Regions from separate parts of the Homo sapiens genome. Here region 1 is linked to region 2. A link is a loop called in an ENCODE intact Hi-C map of the cell type or tissue named here. Cell type or tissue: prostate gland. All regions are shown on one strand. Links, peaks and the distances in the headings refer to the core of each region. The heading gives the core; the rest is flanking DNA. Region 1 has its middle 11 kb from the start of FAM174B. Region 2 has its middle 45 kb from the start of LINC00930.

Region 1 (15,501 bases), core at 3,049-11,048, 140 kb before region 2:
ATGGTGGCTCATGCCTGTGGTCCCAACTACTTGGGAGGCTGAGGCAGGAGAATTGCTTGAACCCCAGAGGCAGAGGTTGCAGTGAGCCAAGATTGCACCACTGCACTCCAGCCTGGGCGAAAGAGTGAGACTCTGTCTCAAAAAAAAAAAAAAAAAAAAAAAAAAAGTCTACTGATTGTAAATGTTATTTGTATCTAAAAAATAACTTCACAGCAATATCTAAACTGCAGTTTGATCAAACAACTAGGTATTACAGACTAGCCAAGTTGACACATAAGATTAACCCATTATAGTATCTGCTAGAGGCTGAATTGTATCTATTCAAAATTCATATGTTGAAGTCCTAACTCCCAGTACTTCAGAATGTAGCCATATATGGAGATAATGTGTTTAAAGAGGTAATTAAGTGAAAATGAGGACATTAGGGTGGGCCCTAACCCAATATGAGTGACGTTCTCATAAGAAAAGGTGATCAGCACACAGACACACACAGAGGGAAGACCACAGGAAGCCACTGGAGAAGGCAGCCATCTGCAAACCAAGGAGCGAGGCCTCCAAAGGAACCAACCCTATAAAACCTTGATCTCAGACTTTTAGCTTCCAGAACTGAGGGAATAAGTTTCTGTAGTTAAAGCCACCCAGTCGGTAGCACATTGTTATGGTAGCCCCAGAAAATGAACACAATATCCTACACAACTGATGTTTTATGTAGCACAGCTGGGAGGAGGTGAGGACGATGAAACCCAGTGTCTCAGAACCCTTGGGTTCCCTGTGCCCTCAGGGGTCCAGGCAGCGGTAACTCTACCTCTGCCAGGGAGGAGGGCTCACAGTGTGGGGTTCTGTGAATCTTGGCTGAATGGAAAGCTTCCTCCTACCTACCCACCAGGTGTTGGGAACCTGGGCTCAGAGAGTTCTGGGGGTCCTAGGCTTAGGGCTGCGGGAGCCTCCCTGTCTCTCTGCAGTGTGAGAAGCCTCTCTTCATTGAGAAAGTTGGAGCTAAGAGCTTTTCCCGAACTCCAAAGCTGACCTTAGGTGGGGGTGGGGGCAAGCGAACCCTGCCCTCCTCACCCATGTTTCCAGCATCAGCCCTGAAGTCCTCTGATTAATTTCATGTGGGTAAACAGGCATGGCAGATGTGTGTGTTTGAAGCCATCAGTCATTCTCTCTTTGTTAAAATCAAATATAAAATGAGCTTGCTTCATTACAGCTAGCTGAAAAGTGCACAGGAAACACATGCCTCCTTTTCACTTGTCCTGGAATGGAGCGAGTATGATTCTTTCTCCTCTGGTCCCTGAAAGGGGCTTGTCTCAGGGCAGTCCTTGGGACCCATCACCCCCTGGCTTCAGCCTAGGCCCCTCAGGGAGCTTCTCCCATCTCCTTGGTGCATCCTGAAGCTAAACATTCAGAAATCTAGAGAAGTTTCAGGAAGACCTTGTTTGGTTGAAAGGAGGTTATGGGCTGAGCTTTAAAAACAACAAAAACAAATTCTTCTTTTCAGTTAGGCCCAGGAACCCCTCCTGAAGACAAACAGGAACTTTAAAGGCAGTATCGAACATGCACTGAATGCCCAGTCGGGCAGGGAGCAGTGGCTGTGCCTACCAGACATTTCTGATCTCGTTTAATCTGTGCAGCATCTAGTGGCGACAGCGTTATCCTCTCCATTTTACAGCAAGGAGCCCAAGGCTCATCAAGTTTAAATGTCCCAGGTGGGGCAGTGCCTGGGTCAGAATTCTCAGCCAGGTCTGACCCCAAGCCCTGCGGGTGCTTTATCCTCTACCTTCAGCTGATAACGCACTGAAGGCAAGAATCACAGAACCACTGAAAATTAGGGACAGATAGGACTACAGACCTCAGGGAATCGAGGAAACTGAGGCCCAGGGGAGGTGGAAGTGGGAGCGGGAGGGGAGGGCAGATGGTGAAATGACAGGACCAAGAACCCATGTCCATAAATCACCAAATAGCCTCTGCCCTTAGTGACAAAGCAGATCCGGAGCCCGGGGAAGTGTCCTGTCCTCTAGCCCCGAGTCTCCAACCTCTGGCAGCCTGTGTGTCTGACAATCTCTGTCTGATTCTGATCTGTAGCCAGCACGAGTGTTCCAGACCACCAGGGAAAAGATCATTGAGGATTGACAGCTACAATAGAGTTATTTTTTACCATCTCTTAATTAGGTGTAAAATAAAACTAGGCATAAACTGTTTATGCTTCAAGCTCTTATGCACCTATAAAACCAAAAACAAATTTACAAATTGAAAGCAGAAGAGAGTACATAGGCACATCTAAACGACATTATTTTGATGGGACTTATGATGAGCTGTACTAAAAATAAATGCCTATTGTTGGCTTAATAATGAAAAGATGCAGCCTTGGGTCTAGTTTTATATCTATTGCTGTATTTTGACTTTAATAATATCCATGCAAAGACTGTCTCTTATTAGAATGAGGCACACATGGTATTTAACGTCAAGGCTGTATTTGCTACTGCTGGACAATCAGGCACTATATGGCCCTTGATAAATGTGTACATGGCTCACATTCACTTAAGGATATAATTAGCATTATAGCTTTATTAAAATCTACCTCAACTGGGGTTTCTCTTCCCATTTTTTTTGGAATGGGAGAAGAAAATATCTTAGTAAATGTATATTTACTACTCACTGCTAATGAACTGCTGCAAACACTTACGTTTTGACAGGATGCACAAACTGCATCTGTTTCTGCAGCTAATTTGAGACTAACAACTACTTGCTGGTCATTTGGAGTCTGTTTTGCTTCAATTGCTTTGTGCCATGGGAGGATTTGGTTCCCTGCTTGGTCCTTCTATCTGAACTAATTCGAAATCTGTATGTGTGCATTGCCTTTACACAACTCAAAGATCAGCTAGGTGTGGTGGCTCACGCCTGTAGTTCTAGCTACTCAGGAGGCTGAGGAGGGAGGATGGCTTGAGTCTGGGAGTTCGAGGCTGCAGTGAGCTATGATCATAACACCGCACTTCAGCCTGAGTGACAGTGAGAGCCCTGTCTCACAAAGCAAACAAATGAAAACCCCTCAAATACCGAATTTTGTAGGGGCACTCAAATCTTGCAGTCTTTTATAAAGGGGCAACCAGTTAATGACAATAGTAATATTTTTAGATTATTAGCAAATTGAAAATGCAAAGAAAAAAAATCCTCATACAGAACTGGCGGGTCCCTGAGAACATGTCTGTGGACTCCAGTTTGAGAAACACTGGCTAGAAAATGGAACCATCTGTCCCCTTAAGGAAGACACAGATGAAGTGACCTCTTTTTCATTTCTTCAACTTCCTGGGGGAATATCAAGCTGTGAAGGCTCTGAAGGGATAGGCAAGCTGTGAAAAGCTGTTAGGAACTTGGGGACAGGCCAGGAATGGTTAGGGAGCTGAGAATTCTCCAGTTCCTGCCCTGAAGACAAAGTGAAGGGAACAGAGGGTATTAAACACTTGCGGTTGACAATAGCTAGAGTAGGGATAACTTTGGAAAGACCCAGTACAGCAATTAAGAGGTAAAGAGCCACAACCCAGTGCCCTAAGGCAGAAGTTCTCAACTGGCTGCCTATTAGACTCCTCAGGGGAGCCCTTTAAACGTGCTGATGCATGGATCCATCAAAGATTTGAATTAATTGGCCTGGAGTTGAGCATCAGTGTTTGTAAGGTCCTCCAGGGGATTCTAATGTGCAACCAAGGTGGCTGATCCCTGTCCTAAGGGAAGCCTTCTCTGTGGTATAATTACATTTAAGGCCACCTGTATTAATTTGTTTAATGGGGAGAAGGGAACAAACCCTTATTGAATGCACTGTGCTAACTCTTTAAAAAAAGTGAATATAAATAGCAGCTAACATTTATTGAAAGCTTGTTATATGCCTGGCATTGTGTTAAGCACTTCATATGCTTTTTTTTTTTTTTTTTGAGATGGAGTCTCCCTCTGTTGTCCAGGCTGGAGTGCGGTGGCGCGATCTCGGCTCACTGCAAGCTCCGCCTCCCGGGTTCACGCCATTCTCCTGCCTCAGCCTCTCGAGTAGCTGGGACTACAGGCGCCCGCCACCATGCCCGGCTAATTTTTTGTATTTTTAGTAGAGACGGGGTTTCACCGTGTTAGCCAGGATGGTCTCGATCTCCTGACCTCGTGATCTGCCCGCCTCGGCCTCCCAAAGTGCTGGGATTACAGGCGTGAGCCACCGCGCCCAGCCCCTACATGCATTTAATCTTTACAACATTCTTACGAAATTGGTATTATGTCCATTTTACAAATGAGGAAACAGAGGCCGAGACCAAGAAATTTGCCTTCAATCATTCAGTAACAAACAAATATACAAATGAAAATAATAACTTGCCTAAGGTCATACAGCGAGGGGATGGGATCCGAACCACGGCCTTTAGTTCCTCCACTGCCTCCACACTACCTCAATAATGCGTTCAGCACCTATTTATTGAGTATGGGCTATATAAGTGCCTGACACCAGGATAGGTGTTGGGGACACGAAGATGATCAAAGTAAGCTTTCTGCTGCCTCCAATCTTATCAGAAAGACAGCTAACTCCAAAACAATGTGATCTGTGCTATTAGAGTTGCCCTTGTTTGCCCCGGACTCTCCTAGTTTTAGCACTGAAAGTCTCACATTCTGGGCAACTTCTTCATTCCTGCCTGGACTGGGACAGCTGGTCCACCTTAACTGTCCTAGAGGAATGTGTGTGGGCAGGGGTGAATTTGTATGGGGTGGTGGGGGATTGTGCAGAAGAGATTAGCAAAATCTTCACAAAGGAGCTTATGTCTTGTTTGTAGAATGATTAGGAGGAGTTCTTTAAGCAAAAAATGGAGAGGAGAGGGTTAAGGAAGAGCATTCCTGGTGGAAGAACCAGGGAGCAGTTTAGGCAAAGGCTCGGATGGAAGGAGTTTAGTAAAGTTAAGAGTTTGGGGTGCTGGGAGGTAAGGGTTAGATGAAGCTAGGAGTTTAGTGAATTTAGAGTTTGGGGTGCTGGGAGGTAAGGGTAGATGAAGCTAGGAGTTTAGTGAATTTAGAGTTTGGGGTGCTGGGAGGTAAGGGTAGATGAAGCTAGGAGTTTAGTGAATTTAGAGTTTGGGGTGCTGGGAGGTGGGGGTGGGGAAGCTGGGCCCATACTAAGGAATTAGGACTCTACTGGCAGAGTTTAAACCCCATAAGGGTTTTCAGCAAGGGAGTATTATGCTTGATTTTGCATTTGGACAGATCACTCTGATTACGATGTTAGGGTGGGAATTCTCCTGAAGAGAGGAGCCTGGAGTCTTGGAGAACGGTTGGAAGGATGTTATAATACAGGTGACACATGAGGACAGGAAAGAACAACAATAAGAAACATAATATGTAATGTTTATTGATGACTTAATACGTACCAGTTATTATGCTAAGTTCTCTACATGTGCTATCTCATTTAATCCTAATGATAAGTGAGCTGCTATCTTTATGCCCATATTACAGGTGAGGAAATTGAGACTTAAGGTTTAATTTAGTGCAAGTTACACTGAGAGTAAATGGCAAAGCCAAGATTCCAGCTCTTGCCTTCTGACTTTAAATACGTGCACTCAACTCCTGTTGCTTGCTATAAACTACGGCAGTAGGTACTTATCCATTCAGTCCAGCAACATTTATTGAGCACTTACTGTGTGCCAGATACATTTCTGGTTGATGAAGAAATAGCCAATGAACAAAACAGACACAACTCCTGATTTGATGGACATTACGTGTGTGTGTGTGTGTGTGTGTGTTTTGAGAGACGTATAAACAAACAAGTTACACTAACTTACTCGTGGTTGGATTTGGACTGTTTCTGGAGAGAAGAGGAAGGACTTAGTAATGGGGGGATTGTAGGGGGACCCCTAGGTTCCTGCCTCCGCCAAGTGCAGTGTGGTGGCCAGCAGAGCGTAGGAGCTCTGGAGGTAGGGCAGGTTTTGGGGAACGATGAAGAATCTTGTGTGGGACATGCTGGGTACCTGAGAACCCAGGGAGAGGGGCCAGAGTGAGAAAAGAACTCAGCAGGAAGCCCTGGGGACTGAGTTAAAAGGGAGAGGAGCCAGCTCCCGAGAGAGGGGACAGAGAGGTCAGAGGGAAGATAGAAAACTGGAGACCTCCAAGGCAGGAAGCCCTGGCATCATCAAATGCCACTTAGAGGTTCAGGGAGGGCAAAAGGGAGACACACAAAGTTGTAGGCTCTCCCCTCCCGCTCCCCCTCCCTCCCTCCCATTCCCCCTCCCGTTCCCCCTCCCTCCCTCCCTCCCTCCCTCCCTTCCTTCCTTCCTTCCTTCCTTCCCCTCTCCTCTTCCCCTCTCTCTCTCTTTCTCTCTCCCTCTCTCCCTCTTGGTTTCTCTTTTCTTTTCTTTCTCAGTGAGAAACCAGAATGGGAAATATCTACTGGAGGGTGAAGATACAGGAGGAAGCAGAGGTAATGCGTGAAGCAGAGCCTCAGAGGAGGTGGAGGAGGGTTGAACTCAGGGCCAACGTGTGGGGGCTGGTCTCAAACAGGAGGGTGTATCCCTGAGGCTGGAGAGGAGTGAGAAAAAAATGGTCAGGAACGCAGAGCAGCGCCTCTCGGGAAGTGGCTGCCAACGTTACTTGTGAGGTGGAAATGTCCAAAGTGGGTCTAGGATGCATCAACACAGGGGTGAAGGTTTGGGCTCCACACTGTGGGGAACAGGAGAAACAGCCATCCACCCGGGGCCATCCCCAAACTGACCTTTTCTGTGTCCCTAACCCTCAGAGGCCCGAGCTCTGCCTGGGAATTAAAACACAAATTCCTGCAAACGTGAGGTCTAACTCCACTGTCACGGAGAGGCTGACGATGCCAGCTGTGGGAATTGCAGTGGGGACAGGTATGGAGAGGATGTTTCTGGACATGGGAGTGACTGCCACTTGGAGCTGCAGGCAGAAGCAACAGCTGGTGTGTTTTCCTGAGCAGGTTGGGGGATGGCTCAAAATCAATATTTACTTTACAAACAGCCATCCGGAGGGTGAACCGCCCTGCCTCTCACCCTCAGCTTTTCTGGGGAAAGATGTCTGTGGCCTGCTTAGCTCTGCCCTGCTGGTCTTCGCCTCTCGATCCAAAGCAACTTTGATGTGTATGGGAAAAGTACTGCACTGTGAAAGGAACTGTGGACAGATGGTCCACCTGAGCTCAAAGGTGGGGTCCCTCCACGTATGCACCTCAGGACTTTCCATCCTGTGGGAATCTCCTAAAAAGTTGCTCCATGGGTGGCACTCTCTGAGCAGCACGATTGGTGGGGAGGGCTCTGTCAGCAATATTATGTCGTCACTGACGTCTGCAGGCTCTCCTAGGGGACACTTCAGAAACTTTCATAGAAATATTTCTCTTTGGCAACAGCTCGCTGTTTCCATGGTTTGACGATACTAGCCAGCTGTAAAGTAGGCCAGCACGGGAGAGGGCGGCCCTGGGGACACGGGCTGCATGGCACGCTCATTTCCAACCCTGGGGCAAGTCAGATAACCTCATTAGGTCTCCATTTCCTAATCTTCAAAATGGAACAACAGTGTGAGCCTCAGTGGCCTGGTGTTGTGAGAATGAGGATTAAAGAACTGCAAATTTTTGAGTTTTTTTGGTGAATAATTGTGAAGTCTTTTGGAGGACATATTTCAGAAACAAATGAAATAATAAAGCAGACCTTAAATGTATTGATATAAATTTTGCATAGGTCCAGTAACCTTTTCTTTGCTACGCTTAGTGATCTACTGATTTAAAAAGAGTCCTCTCATATGATACTGACAGAACATTTTTAACCTATTTTTTTTTAACCAGCAATAAGTTTACATAGTTCAACATTCCAAATGCATGAAGGGATACAGTTACTATTCCCTTTCCTGCCCCTGTTCCAGCCATCCAGAGTTCCCCTGCCTAGGTAGGGTGACCAACTGGTCCTGCTTTGTCTAGGACTTTCTGTTTTAGCTCTGAAATGTCCTCATCCCAGGAGACTCCTGAAACCCCAGCAGACTGGGATGGTTGGTCACCCTCTGCCATAGGCAACCAACATTATGAGTCTGTCATGTGTCCTTCTGAAGATATTTTGACAACAGCAATGTTAGTATTAAAAAAAATCCTTTTAGGTAAAGAAATAAAATGTCTTTCTCATAAAACACTAATGCATGAGGCTGGGCATGGTGGCTCATGCCTGTAATCCTAGCACTTCAGGAGGCTGAGGCGAGTGGATCACCTGAGGTCAGGAGTTTGAGACTAGCCTGGCCAACATGGTGAAACCCCGTCTTTACTAAAAATACAACAATTAGTCGGGCGTGGTTGCGGGTGCCTGTAGTCCCAGCTACTTGGGAGGCTGAGGCAGGAGAATCGCTTGAACCCGGGAGGCGGAGGCTGCAGTGAGCCGAGATCACACCACTGCACTCCAGCCTGGGTGACAGAGCAAGACTCCGTCCCAAATACAAACAAACAAACAAAAAACCAAACTAATGCATGACATCAAGGGGATAAGGGAGCCCACAATAACATGGAGGCCCAAATCTTATCATCAAACATAATTGTTTTTCCCATAATTGTTCTTACGATTGTAATTTCCAGCTCCAGAATTGCTATCCTTCTGCAAAGGAAAACTCCCTCTCAGTCTTGGGAAAAAGACTCCTGTAAACGTTAACAATCTGTGGCCCCATTTCTCATAGCCGTGGTTGACCGTAGACTCCATTATCAATTTGTTTATAATTTATTTTTGTGGAGTTAAAAAAAGCATTTGTGTACTTGGGATTTGGATTTCATAAGTATGCTTATTTGGCAAGTTATCTTTTAGATTTCCCTGTGCAAATGTAACTGATTTGGGAAAGCCCCATTTCAGAGAAAGCATAACACAGCCCTTATCACGTGTGAACTGAGAAAGACATCGGAAAGCCTTTTCCAGGCTAAAAATAGACCTAGAACGAGGTGTATTTTAGCTTCGGGACTTTCGCAAACTTTCTGGCAAACTAGCACTTTATTGTTTATGTATAAGGGGCTGACGTTCCTTTTAAATGTTCTAGCTTCAGGCTATCTTACTTTTGTGCAAAAAAGGATGAATTATTTATAAAAAGAGGCAAAAATATCACATGATAACACCCTCGTTTCTGGCGGGGAGTAAAATGAGCTGCAGCTGGTGCTGTGTCAGCTCCACAGGCGAGGTGCAGAGAGCAAGCGGAGGATGGGCTTGATCCTCTGATCCCTTGAGAGGGCCTGATGTCTGAGATGCAGCCTGTCCCCCTCCAGGATGGAGGGAGAGACCTTTAATTCTCATTCTCTCTCTCACTCATCACTCATTTTCTCTCTCTCTCTTTTTCTGTCTCCCTCTCTCTGGCAAACTTGGGAAGGCAAAGTATGGAGACCTTTTATAAGCTCAAGTGTGCGCAGAAGCTGGTTTTATGGAATTATTTGTATACACTAATTCTGCCAGCCTCAGTTTCTTCATCTGTGACAGGAGGTGATAACCGTATTTTCTCCTTAGGCCTGATGTAAAGCGCCTGACGCTAAGTAAATGCTCAATAAATATTAGCTAGTATTCAAGCTTGCCTGGCTGCTCAGAGACACAGAGGGGCGGGGTGAGCGAGTGGGCTGAGGAAGGACTGGAGAATATAAAGGCAAGGGGCTGCATTACCTGAGGGTAGAGAGGTCAGCTGAGCTGACCGGCTCTTCCTGGTTTGTCTGGGACTAACCTGCTTTTAAAAACACAGTCCTGCATCCTTGGAAATCTCTCAGACCCAGGCAAAACCAGAGGGTTGGCCGCTGTCCTGAGTTAGGTTAGGATGAATTGTCCCTCGTTTATTTTTCCTCGGTCTCAACTGAATGCTGTGTTACTGTACCAGGGTTCCATCATGTGTGTGCACAGGCAGGGACAAGAGAGCCACCTGACACACCCTGTGTCGCTCTGCCTGACTCTGGCCACCCCACCTGTCTGTGTTGTGACACAGTATTGTAACAAAACTGCCAGGCCCAGGGTTCCCCTGCCTACTCTGCCTTCCACCCAGTGGGGTTGTGCGGAGCCTCCCAGCAGGCCCAGGAAAGGTGGGAGGAAATTGTGCAAAGACTTAAGACAAACGAGGGAAATCCAATTCCTTTTATTATGTGGATGATAACAACTGTGTGTAAAGGAGTCTGTCTGAGAAGTGGATTTGATCATGACATTTACTAGTATTTGGGGCCTGCGTTTTACACGAGTGCTTGCGGCCTGCACGCAGGAGGTTTCACTGGGGTTGCAGAGGGTTCTCCCACTACTCAGCTCTACTTTTCCAAACGTACTCTCTGATATTCCCAGCACCGTGGAGCGAGACGGGGTATTTCTAATGGAGCAATGCCTCACTGTCTTTGGAGACAACCCCAGTCTCGCTTAGGAGTTGGAAAGACTGAGCTCGGGGTCTGTGCCCTGGTGCTGGTCTGGCCCCAGACACTGTAGGACCCCGCAGGTCTTCATTTCCTTGCATGTCAACCGGGGAGGCTATGATGGGGTACAGAGGGTTGCTGTGAGGACTAATGAGACACATGTGAGGTGAGTGTGGCACACAGTGGGCATGCAGCCAACATGAGTTCTTGCATCTGAACGTCTCTAGCAATGATTGTGGAATATACTCAGGACGGATCCTCTACTCCTTCTCATCCTTTTCTCTTGGGTCTGGAAATTTTATTTACTAGTGATTAGCTCAACAGTCAACATGTCTTGTCTGCAAATCAGAATGGCTGTGCTTAAGGCTAAAGGCCACATGCAATATATTTATTCCTTTCCCGAAAGTGTCCAGCCCGTAACAGGGGCACAAAACGTATCTGTTGCTGTGGGAAGAAACCTTCCAGATGACGAGTGCTAGTGACGTCTAGGAAGAAATGAAAGATGGGCTGGAACACTCCGTGGGGTTGCTCGCTGGGTTTCTGGCTGAGTCGTCTTGGACTTCCCCTCCACTCCTTTGCTGTGGGTCCCCCTCAGGTAGATGTGTAGTCAGCAGCTTCTCCAAATTGGAACAGAAATAACTCTCCAAGGGCTGAAGGGGATTTCCTTACCAGGCCAGACCTTTCTTCCACTGCCCATGCACATGTGCCTCTCTCAGGTCCCTAAATTGACAAGCCTCTGTTTCCCCCTCTGTAAAATAGAGATGCTAATGCCTATTTCCCATAGGGTTGAAAGGTATGTGTGATTATGCCTGCAAAGCTCAATGCATGGTGGACGTTGTTATCTGGAATTTCCTTACCCCTCTTCAGTCTACCCTTAAAAATTATTTTCCCTACACTGTGTCAGCAGTATGGGGTGCAGCGGGAACTGAGAGTCTGCCTCTCACATTCTCCTTACGCATGCTCCAGAGTTTGATCTCTGGTCATCTTTGTAAGCCCTTTGCCTGAGGGTATGTTAAAAACAAAGGTGAGTCATGTCATATTCATTTTAGGAAATAAAATAGTTAAGATTAATATATGTACTGCATGTAAGAAAACTGCCAAATTAGTACATATTTATTACAGAGCCTAGAGTCTGTTGCAGTAAAGTCTGATGCAGTAAAGACAACACAAATGCCCCATGATCACACATCTAGCGATAATTGCTATTAACATGTTGTTATATTTCCGGGGCTGGGCACTGTGGCTCATGCCTGTAATCCCAGCACTTTGGGAGGCCTAAGTGGGCGGATCACTTGAGCCTAGAAATTCAAGACCAGCCTGGCCAACATGGTGAAAGCCCGTCTGTACTAAAAATACAAAAAATTAGCCAAGTGTGGTGGTGCGTGCCTGTAATCTCAGCTACCTGGGAGGCTGAGGCACGAGGATGGCTTGAACCTGGGAGGTGGAGGTAGCAATGAGCCACAATCGGCCACTGCACTCCAGCCTGGGCGACAGTGAGAGACTCCATCTCAAACCAAACCAAACCAAACCGAACCATGTTGGTATATTTTCTTCCAATATATTTTCTTGTGTCCTTCTGTTTTAAGTCAGCTGCTAGTCACAGAGAATGGAGAATGTCTGTCTTCCAAACAGTTAGGTTACTTCACTGAGACCTATTTCCTCTGGGCTACATATGTATAAAACAGCAAATAGGTGAGAGGTGTCCAAAGGGTGTTCCTGCTCTGAATTCCAAGGTGGTTTAGGCATTATTAACTCAGGGATCTGGTTTTGCTCCATAGCTGTTGTCTCCTGGAGGTGTCCCAGCCAGGGCATCAGAAACTCCCTCCCTCAGATATTGGTGAACCTTGAAGGCTGGAAAAGTGATTTATAGTTAAATGCCATTTCAGTGATCCTTCTTCATTGCTCTGATATTTTATTAATAATTAACATTTGCTGAGCACTTAACCATTGTTTAGATATTTTGCTAAGCATGTTCCAAGTATTAACTTATTTGGTCCTTGAAATACTCTCATGAGATAGGTTCTCTTATTAGCCCTATTTTACAGATGAGGAAACTGAGGCATAAGGTTTAAACAAGATCACACAGTTAGTGGTGTACTGGAATTAAATGACTTGTATTTATTGTGCATATATGAATGTATGTACAGTATATAGAAAATATGTATAAATTTCTCTCTTCTACCTATATGCCCATCTATCACCTCTCTATCGTTTATCTCTAACATCTATCTATCTATCTTTATATCTCTCTCATCAATATCTACCCACCTTGGCTGGGCATGGTGGCTCATCCCTGTAATCCCAGCACTTTGGGAGGCCAAGACAGGAGGATCACTTGAGTCCAGGAGTTCAAGACCAGCCTGGGCAACACAGCGAGACCCTGTCTTGTATTTATGTATTTATTTTTAAGAAACTATCTACTTCCTTTTTTGATCTAATTATTTCTGAAGAATTTTCCTCTGTGTTTGAAGTGGCCGTTTACTAGTTTTGGCTTTGGCTACCCGCATCCAGATGTCCTTATTGTGGTGGACTCCTCAGTGGTGTGATCCTTGGTGGAGGAGGACCCCTGCTCTTCCCGTTTGGAAGATGAAGAGGGTGGGATATGCCCTCTCCCCTTCTCGGACAGTGCCACGTGACTGGGGTAGCCAATCAGGTGCTGCGTTTTAGGACCTTTAATTTCAAGCCAGTGATGCAACTCACAGGAAGTTAAGGAGACACTCTTCCAGCCCCGGCGCCGTGGCTCACGCTTGTAATCCCAGCACTTTGGGAGGCCCAGGCGGGCAGATCACTTGAGGTCACGAGTTTGAGACCAGTCTGGCCAACATGGTGAAACCCTCTCTCTACCAAAAAATACAAAAAGTGGTGGCACGTGCCTGTAGTCCCAGCTACTCAGGAAGCTGATCTGAGGTGGGAGAATCGCTTGAACCTGGGAGGCAGAGGTTGCAGTGAGCCGAGATCCGAGATCACGCCACTGCACTCCAGCCTGGACAACAGAGTGAGTGAGACCTTGTCTCAAAAAAATAAAATAAAATAAAATAAATAAATAAATAAATAAATAAATAAATAAAAATTCACTCTTTGAGCCGTGGTCACAGCAGTGGCATCTACTGTCTGGTGGCTTTAGGAGTCAGTGGTAATGGCGGAGCCCACGAGACATCTGCTGGACAGTGCTGTTTCCTAACCAGATCCTTCCTGGGTCTGATTTGGGCTTTGATTCTACAAATCCAGACAGACTCAGTTCCTTGTTTCTTGCTTGTTGGAATGGGCGTTGTAGCCTATTCAGTATCTATGTCTTCCCCTTCCTTGTTCCTAACACAACCTTTTCTTTTTCTTTAATTTTCCTAGGGGGGCGCCCCAACCCTAGTTCCAAGGCAGGTCTAGTCCAATCAGGGCATGATAGCCCCCTGGCTGTAACTCAAGATGGACCCATCAGACTGAGAGGAGGGTTTATGTTCCATAGTTGGAAAAAGTATTTTCCTCTCTCACCTGCTATATGTGAGCAAGAAAGCATTCCACCCTGATTGCCACTCCAGCCATCCTTGTGGATCTTGTGACCAGGCGGCCACCCTTCTAAGGTTGAAGTCAGTGCTGCGGCCAGCAGTGGAGAGATGGAAAGATCCAGGACCCTTGACATCATGCACATGGCTGAATCAACCAATCCTAAACCTCTCCTCCCAGGCGCTTCCTTTATGTGCAAGAAGATATTTCATTTTTATTTTTTATTTTTGGTACAATGTGATTTAAAAAAACATTTTATGTAAACAATTTCAAAATATTATGGGTACATCATATTCATGTGTATATTCATGGGGTACATGTGATGTTCTCATCACATGTGTAATAATCACATCAGAGTAATTGGGGTGAAATGTCCTTTTTTATTTAAGTCAGTTCAAGTGAGTTTTCTGTTTCTTATAGCAGAAAATATCCTAATTGGTTTGCTTGTTTGGTTTGGTTTTGTTTCCCTAAGCCTGTTTCTCTGAAGTCAGCATTTCTTAGATAACTTTTTGGTCTCAGGAATCCTTTCCATGCTAAGAAATATTGAGGACCTCGAAGAGCTTTTGTTTATTTTGTTTTATATCAATAAACATATTGATATTTGCTGCATTATAAATTAAACTGAAGTCTAAAATATTTAAAAACAAAAATAACACATTAACATCAATAAGATATTTTTTGGCTGGGTGCAGTGGCTCATGCCTGTAACCCCAGTGCTTTGGGGGGCTGAGGCCAAAGGATGGCTTAAGGCCAGGAATCCAAGACCAGCCTGGGCAACATAGCAAGACCCTGTTTCTACCAAAAAAGAATGAGAGATATTTTAATGAAAAATAACTAATTTTCTAAAACAAAAATGTTAGAGAAAAGCATGCCTTTCTTTAACATTTTTTTGCAAATCTCTCTAATGTCTGGCTTAATAGAAAATAGCTGGATTCTCACATCTGCTTTTGCATTCAATCTGTTGCAGTTTGTTGTTTTGGTTGAAGAACATGAAGAAAATCCAGCCTCACCTTGATATTTAGTCAGAAAAGGGAGGAAAATTTTAGTAGCCTTTTCAGGTAGTTGTGGAGATTCTTCTTTGATACTATACCAAAATTTGCAGGTTGTAGTTTCTTAAAGATTATTTGCAATGTGGAATATGAAACCATAGTAATGAATATTTTATATTTTGTTTCATCAGAGTCTATTGGTCTGTCTTATACTTTGAGTGGATCATTTACTCAGAAATGATTTTGTAACACTGTGCATTGGCCATTTGGAAAAATTTATGCAGATATGTCAAATTTTGATATGTTTCATTACATAATATAAAAAACCCATACTTTTAAATATCGCCACCAAGATCATCAGAAAAATTTTGAAGCATTGGGAAGCTGTCAAGCTCATAGCAAAAACATCCCAATTGACAAGTTTTCTTAAAAATTCCAATTTTCACCTGAAGGCTTGTATTTTATCATTGGCTACAATACTGGCAGTGGGTGTCCTTGAAATGACAGCCTCATTTTGCTCATTTTTGAGAAAATGCCTGCCAAAGACCAAGTGTAAAGTTTGTCAGTCACTCTCTTGATTAAAAATGGTCTTCCGTGAAAAAAGTGGCTAGTTCAGTTTGCAACTCTAGGAATTGTAAACATGCTTTTTCTTGAGTCAGTCATTAT
Region 2 (15,501 bases), core at 2,849-10,848:
CAAACATGTCCTTCTTCACAAGGCAGCAGGAGAGAGAAGTGGAGAGTGAGGGGGGAGCCCTTATAAAACCATCAGATCCCATGAGAACTGACCCACTCATGAGAACAGCATGGGGGTAACCACCCCCATGATTCAATTACCTTCCACGGGGTCCCTCCCGTGACGTGGGGATTATGGGAACTACAATTCAAGATGAGATTTGGGTGGGCACACAGCCAAACCATATCAGTGAGTGTGAATAAATATGGAATGAATGAATCGATTTTGCAACTTAACTTCCTCCATAGGAAAGAAGAGGAAATGAGGTGAATGAAGAGGCATAATACGGATTTGAGAATGTGAGCCTCTGCCTCCTTCTAGAGACTTTAGGCAAGTCACTTAATTTCTTTGAGCTTGCTTCCTCATCTGTAAAATGAAAATTATAATACCTGCCTTGAAGGATTGTCGTTAGGATTAATTAGGGTGTCCCTGGCACATAGTCTGCACACAATAATGTTAATTCAGGAGCTGTGAAATTTGGCCCAGGGATCTTCTCCACTTATGGCTGTCTGTGTGAAAACCATATCCATGTTTCTCTCACTGAGCATTTTTAAATGTCATGTTTTTAGTTTAATAGTAAAATATTATAGATACAAATTTTGGAACATCTGGATGATGACCTTGTAACTACGTTGGGCTATGAGTTTTGAGAGCTCATCTTTACAATGTTTTTTCGCATGTGAAAGCCAGCAATCAATGTTGATAGTCTATGAATAAAAGTTTTACAGAAATTCACTAGAGAAAAGTAGTGGAAGGAACAAGTCATGTTGTATAACATTGGTGGCATAAGCCTGCTGAGCTCAGAAAGAACCTGCACTATAATAGACAGACTCATGCACATTTCAAGAGGGAATTTGGTTTCAGCCAAATAATGCAGTCTGTATGGTCCATCATGTTGAGTTAATGTTATTTTGAATTTTATTGCGCTTCTGTAAGAGTCCTTTGCATGCAGAGTTTATACCTGGTTTGATGTTTGTAATATTTAGGAGTGTAACAGAGTTCCACCAGAAAAACAGAAACCATTCTAAATATTTAGGAAAAAAAAAGGCAATTCAACACTAGGAAGTGGTTACACAGGTGGTGAGATTGCTGATGGCGAGACACTCAGGAGACTGCCAATAGGAGGAAGCCACCTCACCCCTAGGCTGGAGGGACAAACACAAAGCCCGGAAGCTGGGGTCATAATGAAGGGCCTGTCTGGGAGAGCTAGAGCCTTGCAGGAGATGTAGCTGTCTCCAGAGGAACTGCCTGAGGCTGGCAGAGATGGGGAGAAATACTCCAGCTTCTCCCATCCCCCTGCTCTCCACTTCTTTAATAATGCCTCCATTGGCTTAATCCAGCAGAAGCCAGCCGATGTGAAGACTGGGAAATGCAGCCTGCAGGGATCAGACCCTCTCTGCTGCACACATGTGTGCATGCACACACATTCACACATACACAACACCCTGGTGATACAGAACAGAGCAGAGACAGGCTGAAGAATGCACCTGTGTGCAGACTCACCAAAGTCCAGTACATGGTGATTACATAGACAGGTGGTTGGTCCTCCAACATCCATATTTCTCCATCCAACTCTGTAGCAGCTGCTTGGTTGGGTGGGCATGGCACACCTCCAGCTGCAGGGATAGGCTATGATTGGCTTAGATGCCTAGACCAAGCAGGGGGACCCTGCTCCTCCTTGCCATAGTGATTGGTTATGTAAGTGTTGGCCTAAGATGATCACCTCCAGACATTGCTCAGCCCTCAGTGACTGGTTTAGGGGTAGGCAACAGGGTTCTGCCTCATGGATATGAGCAAAAACAAGCCCAGAGCCCCCTAGTGCTCCTAGCAGCCATTGTGTGGCAGGGACAGGACAAGCTGGAAAGGGGAGCACGGTGCTGAGTCACAGAAAAGGGAGCTAAAAACTTATCTGCACCGTCCTGATAGCTAATACATCCCAGGGGTGCTCATTTGTTTGAACCCGAATATCCTGCCCCTCTTTTTTTCAAGCCAGTGTTGAGTTTTTGATTGCAACTAACACAATAATAAAAATAGGTCAACACTAGGGGAGTCCAAAAGAAAAAAAATGCATTTCAAAGGGGACACATATATTATTCAAGCTCGAGAAACACTAATAACTCCTCCACAGCTCCACATCTTGTTTCCCCACTAAGGATGACCGCAAATACTGCACAAAGCATGGGACGTATTTCCTGGAGTCCTTTGGAGGCCAAGCTGAGGAGCTTGTGAGGCTTCTGCAGCAGCTCCAAGAGGCACCCCTGCTTTCAAACCAGAAGTAGACATATGTTTGGTGAAGTGAGAGCCTTCTGGAAAGCTGTGGGTGGACACAGCAAAATGCATGCAGAGTCTGGGCTCTACTTTAGTAATATGGGCCAAAACTGGGGCCAAAACAAGTGGAAAATGAGTTTCTGCTACCATGTGGCCATTCTCTTTTTAGGTGAAGAAATCAATCGCTCAGAACAGGTTAAAGAAACTGACTTAATAGCGGGTGAAGCTGATGTTAAATCTACTGGCTAGAATGTCAGCCCTGAAATTCCTAAAAAGAAAAGTCCTGTTGAAACAACTCCCTCGTACCACGCAAAGCAATATGTCCTGTAATTCCTGGTGGAAACCGCTAGGCTCAGCAAGAGATTAGGGAAGGCGAGTGGGTCTAAGCATTTCTGAAGCTTCTTTCCTCTGTTGGTGTTTGGTGGTAAAGGATTCTAAACTCTGAAGATTCTGAATAGTGTCCTTTGGATTTCTGCAGACTGATCAGCCTGCGTCCTTTGTCTCCTCCTGAGTTAACTTGTGGCCAGAGGTCAACATGGTGCAGGAGAAGTTAGAGTGCACACTCCCCAGTCCCTCTGATCCTCTAAGGCTTGTCTGCCAGTGAGAATGGAGGATGTGTGTTAGAATCACTGCTACAGACTGGACAGGCTGGACTACTGCTAAGAGTTGCTATTTCTGAATCCTTAAAGGGTTGGCATGACCCAGCTGGGTTTCACTTCAGTCCCTTCAGAAGAGTAGGCACAAGTGTTCCACTCTTCCCTGATCGGGGTGCTGGGAGTTTTCTTGGGAGCAGAGACTGAAGTTTGGCAGGACAGGGGAGCAGAGAGGTGAGGCTGATGTTTCCCTGGTGCAGGCACTGTGGGGAGAGTTTTTCATGGAGTACCTTCAGTGTTAGCCTCAGAGATTTGGGGTCTCCTGGACTTTATGGTAGTGAATTTGCCTTTGACCTGTCCAGAGCACTTTCCACTGGGAAGTTTTGCATTTGGAGCTATCTCTGAAACCTCCATCATCCCACAACATTTGATTTTTGTCGTTCAGGGAGCGATTTTAGGGCAACCTGGTTGATGCTTCCATTAGATGTGGTATCAGCTAGACTTAGTTTTCTTCTTTCTGGTGGTGGTGGGCACAGCAGGTAAACTGGGGATGTGACTGGGAAAAGGATACAGGACTTTTACAGGACTTCCAAGCAGCAAAGTTTTCAGTCTCTTCTTTGGCTCCGTGTCTGAGTTCCCAACACATTGTCCTGGTGTTTCTGCTTGGATTCTCAAACAATTCCTTAGTCTCTCTTTGAGCATGGAGTCATCTCATTTCTGAGGCTTAGGAAAAATTTATTGACTATATGAAGGGCTTTTCAGAAGGTCTCAGATAACAGGGGGATATCTTAATCTGCTCACTTCACACAGACTGACCAGTACTCTTCACATCATTCCGAATGAGGTTTTGAACTGACCATGATAACCAGCAACTCAGTCATGATGTGGGGATGGTCAGTACTTGATTGTCACTGGAGGCACTGGAGGCAAGAGCCTTCAGGTTGTGCTGCTACCACATCAGGAGAGACAGACTTTCCGTTCTGTGGTATGGTTACTTCAGTAAAACTGTGCAGTGTGATAATATTTCTGAACTCCCAAGCTTTATGTTTTTTACCCTCCTTGTATCTCTTCTTAACTCTTTCCACCACTGAGGTGGCCAGACCTTTCTGGGTCTTTTGCCCCAGGGGTGTGGACAGGGTTTAAAGCCAGATAAAGAGGAACTCCCTGGATTTTAGCCTCCCAAAGCTGAAGCCCATAGTGAAAGCCTGCTAGTGAACAAAGCGTTTTGGAGGAAGATAAGAAAGAGTAAGGCTTATCCTACCTAGTCTAGAGAATATGTGGTTGGGCTCAGGGAAGGAAGGAGAGATGAAGGGAAATCCAGATTGTCTAGGGATCCTGCTCCTGTGCCCTTCTTCCTGCTGAGGAAGCAGTATGTTAGCCAGTTCTCGCATTGCTATAAAGAAATAACCTGAGACTGGGTGATGTATAAAGAAAAGAGGTTTAATTGGCTCATTGTTCCATGGGCTGTACAAGAAGCATGGAAGCACCTGCTTAGAAATTTCTTTGGCCAGACACCCTAAATCATTTTTCTCAAGTTCAAAGTTTCACAAATCTCTAGGGCAGGGGCAAAATGCCACCAGTCTCTTCGCTAAAACATAACAGAAGTCACCTTTGCTTTAGCTCCCAACAAGTTCCTTATTTCCATCTGAGACCACCACAGCCTGGACCTTATTGTCCATATCACTATCAGCATTTTTGTCAAAGCCATCCAACAAGTCTCTAGGAAGCTCCAAATTTTCCCACGTTTTCCTTTCTTCTTCTGAGCCTTCCAAAGTGTTCCAAACTTCTGCCTGTTACTCAGTTCCAAAGTCACTTACACATTTTCGGGTATCTTTTCTTCAATGCCACTCTTTACTGGTACTAACTTAATGTATTAGTTCATTTTCACTCTGCTGATAAAGACATACTGGGCAATTTACAAAAGAAAGAGAGGTTTAATGGACTTACAGTTCCATGTGGCTGGGGAGGTCTAACAATCATGACAGAAGGCAAGGAGGAGCAAGTCACTTCTTACATGGATGGCAGCATGCAAAGAGAGAGAGAGAGTTTGTGTAGGGGAACTCCTCTTTTTAAAACCATCAGATCTCGTGAGACTTATTCACTGTCATGAGAACAGCATGGGAAAGATCCACCCCCATGATTCAATTACCTCCCACTGGTCCCTCCCACAACACATGGAAATTCAAGATGAGATTTGGTTGGGGACACAGCCAAACCATATCACCCATTCATAAGAAACCATCCCTGTGATCTAATCACCTCCCATCACGTCCCACCTCCAACATTGGGGATTAAAATTCAACATGAGATTTGGGTGAGGACACAAGTCCAAACTATAACAGCCAGAGAGGTTGGAGGGGGAATGGTTGCACAGAGCCCATGAAGATATGCAGCTTTAGGGAGATGTCCATGCTCCACTGGCACAGGGAGGACCAGAGGGATTCCAGTGCTCCCAAACTTGGCTTGAAAGGAGTACAGAAAGTTGCAGGGCCAACAGCATTAGATACCAGCAAGAGGGGTGTATCCATGAGCACTTGGAAGGACAGATGTCTGAGAGACAGACAGAATGTAGCATGAATCAGGGATGTTTGTAGGAACAAATGACTTAGGTTGATAGCAAGGACTTCTCTTCTTTTCCCTCTGTTTTGCCACCCACCCATCAGGTACCTTGCCCAGGAGTCCCATAGAATGTTGAGTCTACACTGCCCAAAGCCAAAGCTAGGGATACCCTCAAATGGCGTTGAACCTGGGCTACCTCAGCTGCTAGTATAGTTCCATGTGGTTGTGGAAACTTCATAAAAATGCCTCTTATGGGTGGTCAAGTGCCAAGATGATGCATTTCCCTGGGCTGATTCAGCCCTATGTTCAGTGTGTGGCTTACCATGAAGGGCACAGGCTGAATTTCAGCTCCTACAGAAGCTCTCAGCTGAACAGGGCTTAACCTGTGCAGCCAAATGTGGAGGCCCTGTTTAGACTGAGGTTCAAACCCTCCAGGTGACTTTAGATCACCTATAGCTGTGTAGAAACAAGCTTTTCTCACCCAATAAGAGAGAGAAATTCAGTGATGTGTTAGCAGTACCCTGGGCTAGACATCAGAAGATTCACTTCTGGGAAATGCCATTTGTTCTCCATGTGAATCAGCATTGAAACTTGGAACCTCAGTTTCCTCATATGTTAAATGGAGGAGAAGAGCTCCTGCTTTTCCTTGCACAGCTGTAGTTTGGGTCAAATTCAGAGATATCCAGGAGGCTGTTTCGGGAGTGATGACTAGGGCTGAGCCACTAAAGTTCAAGAAGTCATGGAAGGAGGTGAGATGATGGTGTGAGTCCTTTTTTTTTTTTAAGGGGTCTTGCTCTGTTGCCCAGGCTGGAGTGCAGTGGCGTGATCTCGGCTCACTGCAACCTCCACCTCCCAGGTTCAAGTGATTCTCCTGCCGCAGCCTCATTTTTCGTATTTTTAATAGAGATGGGGTTTTGCTATGTTGGCCAGGCTGGTCTCAAACTCCTAACCTCAAGTGATCTGCCTGCCTTGGCCTCCTAAAGTGCTGGGATTATAGGTGTGAGCCACTGCGCCCAGCCAGTATGAGCACTTTTGAGCAAGATGTAAAGGTCAGGGGCCAAGGAACCTGTTTTTGTGGTAGGCTGAGTCTGCAGTTGGAGAGCAAGTGCAGGAGGAGGGGCCCTGGGCTGCACAGTGACCCAGGAGCTGGCCCAGGAGGGGCCTACAGGGTGTCCTTCAGAGCACTGTGAGTGGGAGGTAAGATTTTGCTGGGGCAGATGAAGTCTGGGTCCACCACCATTTGGTATAAATGGGCCCAATTTGGGCCGTGTGGCTTGCCACATGCAACTCTAATGTTAGAGAGCTGAGTCAGGAGCCTGACTGTGGCAGTCCAGGTCCAATCAGGAGACAGAAACTACACAGCAGATCAAAGAGAGAAAGTCTAATATAAAGAATGGTTATGACAAAGGAGTAACTTATAAGCAAATTTGTCACGGCTCCCTGTGACTAAGGGCGCCTACCCGAGGAAGGAAAAACTTGCTAGGGGTTAGGACTTCAGAGGTGAAGGAGTGGGAAGCAATGGAGTCTTCTTGTTTGGTCTGGAGTTGCTGGATAAGAAACGGGCCTCCGTCTGAAGTGCAGAGAAGGGAGCAGCAGTGGCTGGGTGTGCACACAGAGACCAGGCACTAGTGGGCTGGAACTTTTGGAACATGTGACCCACGCATGGGCTTTGGTTTCCATGTTAAGGGGGCTGCAGAAAAGTGATCGTCCATCCAGCAAGGCTGCAGAGTCACAGAGGGACTTCAGGTGGGTGGAAGAGTGGGGAGAGGCAAGGACACAAGTTCACCAGATGCCCTCACACCACCTCCAGCTGGTACTGGAAACAGCAGGAGAGCCAGTTTCTCCTGCAGTGCTCCCTGCTGAGGAGGCTGACCTCATGTTTACTATAAAAAACACCATGTACCTGGCACTCACCCAGGCTAAGTTCCACTAGCTGCCTGCCTGGCTGTTTTATAAAACCCTAAATGAAACAATCTTTAAAAAATGATGAGCTATCTCTTTCAGGTTACAATTTATTTTATATAATTTTGTTATTTTAGAAAAACATCCCAAGGTAATGTAAATCAGTCCAACCATTGTGGAAGACAGTGTGGCAATTCCTCAAAGATCTAGAAGCAGAAGTACCATTTGACCCAGCAATCCCATTACTGGCTACATATCCAAAGGAATATAAATCATTCTATTACAAAGATAAATGCATGCATATCTTTGCAGTGGTATTCATAGTAGCAAAGATATAGAATCAAACCAAATGCCCATCAGCGATAGACTGGATAAAGAAAATGTGGCACATATATACCATGGAATACTATGCAGCCATAAAAAAGAACAAGATCATGTCCTTTTCAGGGACAAGGATGGAGCTGGAAGCTGTCATCCTCAGCAAACTAACACAGGAACAGAAAACCAAATACCACATGTTCTCACTTATAAGTGGAGCTGAACGATGAGAACACATGAGTGCATGGCGGGGGGAACAACACACACTGTGGCCTGTTGGGGGTGGGGTTGGCAGAAGTTAGAGCATCAGGAAGAATAGCTAATGCATGCTGGGCTTAATACCTAGATGATGGGTTGATCTGTGCAGCAAACCACAATAGCACATGTTTACCTACGTAACAAACTTGCATATCCTACACATGTACCCAGGAATTTAAAATAAAAGTTGAAGAAAAAAATTAAATTAAAAATTCTTAAAAAAAATTCTCAAGGTTACATATGCACACACATATACATAAATTGACCAGAAAAAAGCGTGACAGTATAGGTTAAGGGAGCAAACTAGACCACAGACTATTATGATCCAAACTTTGTTCAACATAAGTCATTGTCAGTATATACATATAGCCAAATACCTGGAAAGATGCATAAAGAAATGTTGACCTGTTTTTTCTCTAGTAGTGTGGATAATTTGTTATTCTTTGAGCTCATCTGTGTTTTCCAATTTTCTACAATAAACTTGGTTTACTTGTGCATTAAAAATAGAAGAAAGAAGAAAGAGAGAAAGAGAAAGGAAGGAATGAAGGGAGGAAGGAAGGAAAGAATGAAGAAAGAAAGGAAGAAAGAAAGAAAGGAAGGAAGGAAGGGAGGAAGGATGGGAGGAAGGAAGGAAAGAATGAAGAAAGAAAGGAAGAAAGAAAGAAAAGAAGGAAGAAAGAAAAGAAGGAAAGAAAGAAGAAAGGAAGGAAGGGGAAGAAGGAAGGAAGGAGGGATGGAGGGAAAAAGGAAGGAAGGGCAGGAGGAAAGGGAGGGAGGAAGAGAGGGAGGAAGAAAGAAAAGGAAGGAAGGAAATAAGAAAGGCAAGGAAGGAAGGAAGGAAAGGGAGGAAAGAAGGGGGAAGGAAGGGAGGAAGGAAAGGCAGGGGGAAGGAGAACGACCTTGAGCTAACCCGGACAAAATGAAATGTGAAGATGTACAGAAGTGCTCAGCGTGGGTGAGCAACTAACACATCTTAGTTCCCCCGGGACCTTTGCTTTGCCAGGTGGAGTGAGAGCTGCCACATTCTCCTTCTTAGGCTCTGCCACCTGTGACCTCAGAGGCATGTTCTGGCCCTCAAGCTGCTTTTTGAGGATAGCTGTGGCCTTGGACGATCCTAAAGCTGCAAAACCATTCAGCAGCTGGGTGGACGGGAGGTCAGAACTCAGTTTGTTTGGCCTGGCTAAGTAGGTTATACTTTTATTAGACATTAACCTAGAAAAAAGCCGCAACCTGGGGAAAGATTTCTATTTAGAGCCAGGAAACTAGGCCACTTCTAAGATCAGTGACCTACATTTTCTGCTATAGAAATTTAAGATGAAATAGCGGTTGTTGCCATGCATGTGGGCGCTGAAACTCCATCAAAGGGCAGGGAGACAAGAAGGGGAGGAAGAAAGGGAGGCAGGCAGGGAATTTTAAAGAGCCGCCGTATTTGAAATCTTTTAAAACCAAGCCAACAATATTTAATAATGGAAGAAAAATGAGTATCCCAGCTGTGTATTTGTTTTCCTGGAAGAGCAATGTCTGCTAACTGGTAGCTCCTTCAGCAGGTAAAAAATCCATTTTATTCTGAGGCCTGTTAAAAAATGACATCTCCCCCAGGCCCCTGCCAGCCGTCCACAAAGACAAATCTTGGTGTCTCACGCTGGCTGCCAGCTGTCTGCTTTTTGTTATAGACTTCTGAGAAACTGTTTGCTTGATCTCATTGATCTGGGCTCTTTAGACTGGACCCTGTGGAGCCTCTAAGGTTAATGGGCTCTTGGGGCCTGAATTCCCATGAATCTTGGTGGTTGGGGGGAGTGGTTGTCTAGAAAAAGAAAAACAAAATGACAATAATGTATAGTGCTTTCTTATAATCCATAGCAGCCACATTGTGGAGTTGGATGGGTCAGGACCAACATTTAGGTTGTAACAACCAGATAGAAGGCTCCCAGGCCTGTGATCATTTCATTCTTCTTCAATTCATACTGGATTCTCTGTGATGTTTGTAATGTGGACACAAAGAGACCATTGCACCCATATCTGTGGTAGAATTTCTAATATTCCCCAATATCTAGCTCTCCTCTAATTCTGGTTCATCGAGCCTTGGAATTTCCCATGTCAGTGGTTCCGGTCATTGTATGCAGCAGAAGTAACTTGACAGGCATAGCATTAAATGCTGATGCTGGGTCCCTTAGCCCCCACTTTTCTGCATACCCAACAGGCTTATGGGAGAAGCCAAAATAATGGGAAGGTATAGCCCCTGTCCTTTGGGTCTCAGAGTGAGGATGACGTGGAGCCAACTCTCCTCATCCCCAACCCTGCTTGGGCAGGTAGCATTAGTGAGAAATAGTCCTTTGTTATTTTAAGTCACTGAAACACGGAGGTGGCTTGGAAGCCTGTCCTGACTCATGCAGTATCATATTAACTCGTTCTTGGAACCAGTTACTGGCTTTGCCAATCAACTAAAAAACCAAAACAAAGAAAAAAACAAAAGAAATAAATGAATGCCTAACGTGTGCTGTGCTTATTGCTGGAGACAGTAGGGATATAACGTTCACTGCCTCTGGGGTCACATGGCCTCCTCTTTTGTGTGTGTGTGTTTTCCACGAGTAAACCAAGTTTATTGTAGAAAATTGGAAAACACAGATGAGCTCAAAGAATAACAAATTATCCACACTAGTAGAGAAAAAACAGGTCAACATTTCTTTATGCATCTTTCCTTGCCTTTCTCTTAAAAGAACACTTGTCATTGAATTTAGGGTCCATCGGGACAACCCAGGATAATCTCATCTCAAGATCCTCAACTTAATTACATCTGCAAAGACCCTTTTTCCAAATAAGGTCATATTCACAGGTTCTCAGTGGACATATCTTTCAGGGGTCACTGTTGAATCCACTACATGAACACTTTCCCAGTGCCAGCTACTAGGCCAGGCAGTTTAACTTTTCACCTAACTTACTCTCCTGTTAAATCTCCAAAGTAGGTATTATCGTGTTCATTTTAAAGACCACGAAACTGAGTTTCAGGGAAGTGAAAAAAACATGTCCTAGGTTACACAAAGGTGGGAGCCAGGAGTTACACCTAGGTCTTATTCCTAAACTGGGGGATTTCATATATCAGTACATCTCTCCAAATGGATGTCATCTTCTTCAAACCACTGTTGCTTAAAAGATTTCTGGAACTCCTCTGCTTCAGAACCACTTCACAAGCCATGCAAGAAAAGCCTGCCTGCTTGCATTACTATCATCACAATTTGAATGTATTTGGTTTTAGGCAGCTTTATTTTCACATGATGTAGCTCACAGATTAAATTCTGCTTACAGTGAACAGGCCACAGCATTTGACGAATCAAAGCCTACGGCTTCCTCAAAGCACTAATTACTCAAAAGCCTATTAACCTGTTTAAACCCAGCCAAAGGCTTTGATATCCAATGGAGAGGCCTAGGTAGAGATAAGACCATTTGAAATGCCCCAGTACAAGGTGGGTGGTCCCCTGGTGTGACCTTTCTACTATGTTCCATGATGTCTGGAATGCATCTAGATATGGCCTGTTAGCCAAACATACATGAGTGGAGTCTGTATGTGTGTCTGTGTGCACACAATATGTCTTTCTTTTCTCCATAAATCCAGTCTGAGTTATCATGCACTACTGACTCCATCCCCAACAGCCACCTCCTGTCTCCTTTGCTAGAAATGCCTCCTCCCCTTTCTTTGCTAGAGGCTACATGACATCTAGAGTTGTGAAGCCAGCTCTACTGGTGGGGAAACAATTGCTGACCTGGAGATTCAGAACAGAATGATGAAAAATAGCTGTGATTTAACCAGCTGTGCCTGGAACATCCTACCTCTGGACTCAATGCAGGATCATCAATGCCTTTATCTGAATTTTGTGCTACCTACTCCAACAGCATCCTGTCTGATAACAGGAATTATAACAACAATAATGTAACATTCGGCCAGGCGCGGTGGCTCACGCCTGTAATCCCAGCACTTTGGGAGGCCGAGGCGGGCAGATCACGAGGTCAGGAGATCGAGACCATCCTGGCTAACACGGTGAAACCCCGTCTCTACTAAAAAATACAAAATAAATAAATAAATAAATAAATAAATAATTAGCCGGGCATGGCGGCAGGCGCCTGTAGTCCCAGCTACTCAGGAGGCTGAGGCAGGAGAATGGCATGAACTCGGGAGGCGGAGCTTGCAGTGAGCCGAGATCACGCCACTGAACTCTAGCCTGGGCAACAGAGGGAGACTCCATCTCAAAAAAAAAAAAAAAAAAAGTAACATTTGAGTATGTAGTATACGCTAGAAACTCTTCATAGATGATCACATTTAATTTTCACAACAATACTATGACACAGGTATTATTATTTCCATTTTACAGATGAGGAAACCAAGGTGAAGAGAGGGTACATAATGTACCCAAGGGCACATAGTGTAACAGAGGCAGGATTTGAACTCAGAGATATGTGCTTAACCCCTACACTAGGCTGGCTCTCATTGAATAACCATCCTGAAGCTATCCTCATAGGGTTAACAAGAATTCCAGACAGAAATATATTTATAATTAAGCTCGAATCAGGCTGCAATTTGACCCACTTGCTTGTAACTAGATACTGACCATTTGCTTCCCTGTTGTTCCTATAGACAGGATTTCTGAGACTAGAATCATAAGACTTGTTTTAGATAAATAGGATTTCTGATCTTACATTCATAAGGCTTTTGCATAAGAATTGCTTAAGATGTGTTTTGAGATCCAGAATTCCAGTGAAATAGCTGACACCAACTAGTTTGAAGACCCCATAGAGGAGTGGAATCAGCATGAGAATAGAGCTTCTTCATCTCCCTGTCCCGTGACTTCATCCTGTACTCTTCAACCAATCACAGTTCGTGGACCTATCTCCACACTTCCGGCCACTCCAAAACACTTAAAAATCCTAACCCCAAACTCCACGGGGAGATGGATTGGAGGTTTACTCACAGCTCCTCATTCGGAGGCCCTGCGGTTAAACCTCTTTCTCTGCTGCAACCTGGTGTCTGGCCATGGTATTGCCATGGTATTTACTTGCCATGCATATCAGGCAACAGACCTATTATGGTTACAGTCTGGGAATCCTTCTCCCCGACTTCCCTTTGTCATTTTGTATTACTCTGCTCTCCTCTACCCCTTCTTAGATCACTGATTATATTAGTCCATGTTCACACTGTTATAAAGAACTACCTGAGCCTGGGTTATTTACAAAGAAAAGAGTTTTGACTCACAGTTCTGCGTGGCTGGGGAGGCCTCAGGAAACTTACAATCATCATGGTAAAAGGTGAAGGGGAAGCAAGACAGGTCTTACATGATGGCAGGAGAGAGAAAGAGGGGTGGAGGGGAAGTGCCACACTTTTAAACCATCAGATCTTGTGAGAACTTACTCACTATCACTATAACAGCATGGGGGAAACTGCCCCCCGTGATCCAATCACCTCCCACCAGGTCCCTCCCTTGACATATGGGGATTGCAATTTCAGATGAGATTTGGGTGGGGACACAGAGCTAAGCCATATCACTGCTCTAGCCTAGGGACATGCCAAGTGTCCAAGGAGACCTTCATTCAGTGTTCAGTCTGCCAAACCATTTTTCTGCTAATATTAACCACCTTCTTGGTAAATGAGTGAGGGAACAGGAAGCCTTATCTTACCACCTGTTTTGTCAGTTCTTCCTGAAATGGATAAGCTATTTCCACTGGGTAAGTAACCTCAGTTCTTAGGCCCTTGGGCACAGAATAGATGTTTTCTCCTTGGAAGGAGGACATCAAATTTATTATCTGAGAGGAAGGAATGCTTGGAATCTCTTCCTTCTTTTGAAGTACTGGATTAAGAAGGATCCTTACTCTGATCAGCTAGTCATGCCTGCAGAGGGCTTGGGTGAGATGGAGGGTAGGGTGTGTGCTATGTGTTTGCCATTCTTGCCATGGCAAATAAAGAGACATTAAACTCAACAGAGAAAGGGACTTTATTTCTAGATTGAGTGACAGTGGAGGGTTATACCTTTAAGTTAACTTTGCTTTGAATATCACCCCACGAGTGAAAAAGAAAAAGTGTGATATAAATGGCAAGGAAGAAGCACCTGTGCGAGGTGGTTTTCCAAATCTCTTGGCATCCTAATTACAGGGTTAAATTGGTGGAGAAGCCCTGTTCCCATAGGTTAAAAGTAAATTTTAAATTAGTCCAAATTAAATGGCCACAGATTCATGGTCAAATGGTTTTCATTTAATGAGATTTTACTATCTAGCATCTGTATCTATAAAAGTTATTTTTAAAAATTTTATTTATTTATTTTCAGATGGAGTCTGGCTCTGTCGCCCAGGCTGGAGTGCAGTGGTGCAATCTCAGCTCACTGCAACTTCCGCCTCCCAGGCTCAAGTGATTCTCCTGCCTCAGCCTCCTGAGTAGCTGGGATTACAGGCATGCGCCACCATATCTGGCTAATCATTGTGTTTTTAGTAGAGATGGGGTTTCACCATGTTGGCCAGGCTGGTCTCAAGCTCCTGACCTCAGGTGATCTGCCCACCTTGGTCTCCCAATGTGCTGGGATTACAGGCGTGAGACACCGCACCTGGCCTATATTTATAAATGTTATTTTTAAATGAATGCATTCTGTGAGTAGAGGCTTAGAAGAAAAATGGATCAATAGTTTAGCTCAGTCATTGGATTTCAATAGAAATCCTCTCCAACTCCTGCCTGTATTGCTGTTCCCAGTTCTCGGTGCCATCTTTGAAGCTGTCTTTGTTTTACTTGTTGTGGTCATGGGGAGTTACTGGCTCCTTTGTTCACAGGAATCTGAGACTCACTGTGATCATTCCTGGGGGAACAGCTTCATCAGAAGCTAGTCTGGAGAAACTCCAAGAATGTGGTGTACTTCAGTGTCCTGAAAGTGTGCCTCTTGATGGGGGTGGGTGGGCCGGCCACTGGAGGTTGGGTGGTTCTCCCAAGCCTCGCAACAGTGTGCTCTTAATGAATTACAACTGCTCCCATTTTGTTGCCATCAGGTTTTAGGGTACTTGTCAAAGAAGCCCCCCCAGTGCCCCGCAAGGCTTGTCCAAAAAAAAAAAAACAAAACAAAAACAAACAAAAACACTCCAACCTGTTTTTCTATTTCCTTCTTTGGTTCCCTTTTTGCTCAAAGGATCTTGGCAAGATTATGAAATAACTGGTACTTTTCTTTCCAGGCTTTCTTTGCTGCATTCTATTTGCTCTCTGTGCAAACTCCCCAAAAAATCTATGGGGAGCTTTCCTTTTCTGAGCATTTCCTATGATTCAGGCCTGTCTGGGCAATTTATATTCATATTAGCACTCATTTAAATTCTCTCAGTAAGTTTCTATGCTATTTTAAAGAGCAGAGAAACTGAGGCTCAGGGAGGTTAAGTAACTTTGCAGTTTCCTCCTATGCAACTGAGGTCTGAAATAATCTCTGTGGCATGTCCTCCCCAGGCTGCCTCTTGCCTGCTCTGAGACCCCTGATTTCTCCTCCTGTCCCCTACAGCATCTACTTTCCACAGGCTAGATCTTCCCAGCCATTATCCTTTGTTCTCATTGGTT

Evidence for each region. Hi-C counts contacts between places; a loop is a spot of excess contacts. Peaks named below come from ENCODE experiments on the same cell type or tissue, not always from the same donor. Only the 100,000 strongest peaks of a DNase experiment are listed, where the experiment ranks them.
Region 1: it touches region 2 in a loop (4-fold over the local background); 4 of 110 quality-filtered maps call a loop at or near these places.

What each region holds. Positions count from the first base shown.
Region 1 is chr15:92,658,827-92,674,327 of GRCh38, reverse strand. No RefSeq gene overlaps it. Among named protein-coding and RNA genes, the nearest start is that of FAM174B, 11 kb to the right of the region's middle. RefSeq lists enhancers at 9,442-9,941, 10,429-10,478, 10,859-10,978. In prostate gland, for the core only: no CTCF peak of the experiment used is centred there; no DNase peak of the experiment used is centred there; H3K27ac peaks cover 465 bases.
Region 2 is chr15:92,519,171-92,534,671 of GRCh38, reverse strand. No RefSeq gene overlaps it. Among named protein-coding and RNA genes, the nearest start is that of LINC00930, 45 kb to the left of the region's middle. RefSeq lists an enhancer at 12,521-13,113. In prostate gland, for the core only: no CTCF peak of the experiment used is centred there; a DNase peak (open chromatin) is centred at 7,331; H3K27ac peaks cover 1,264 bases.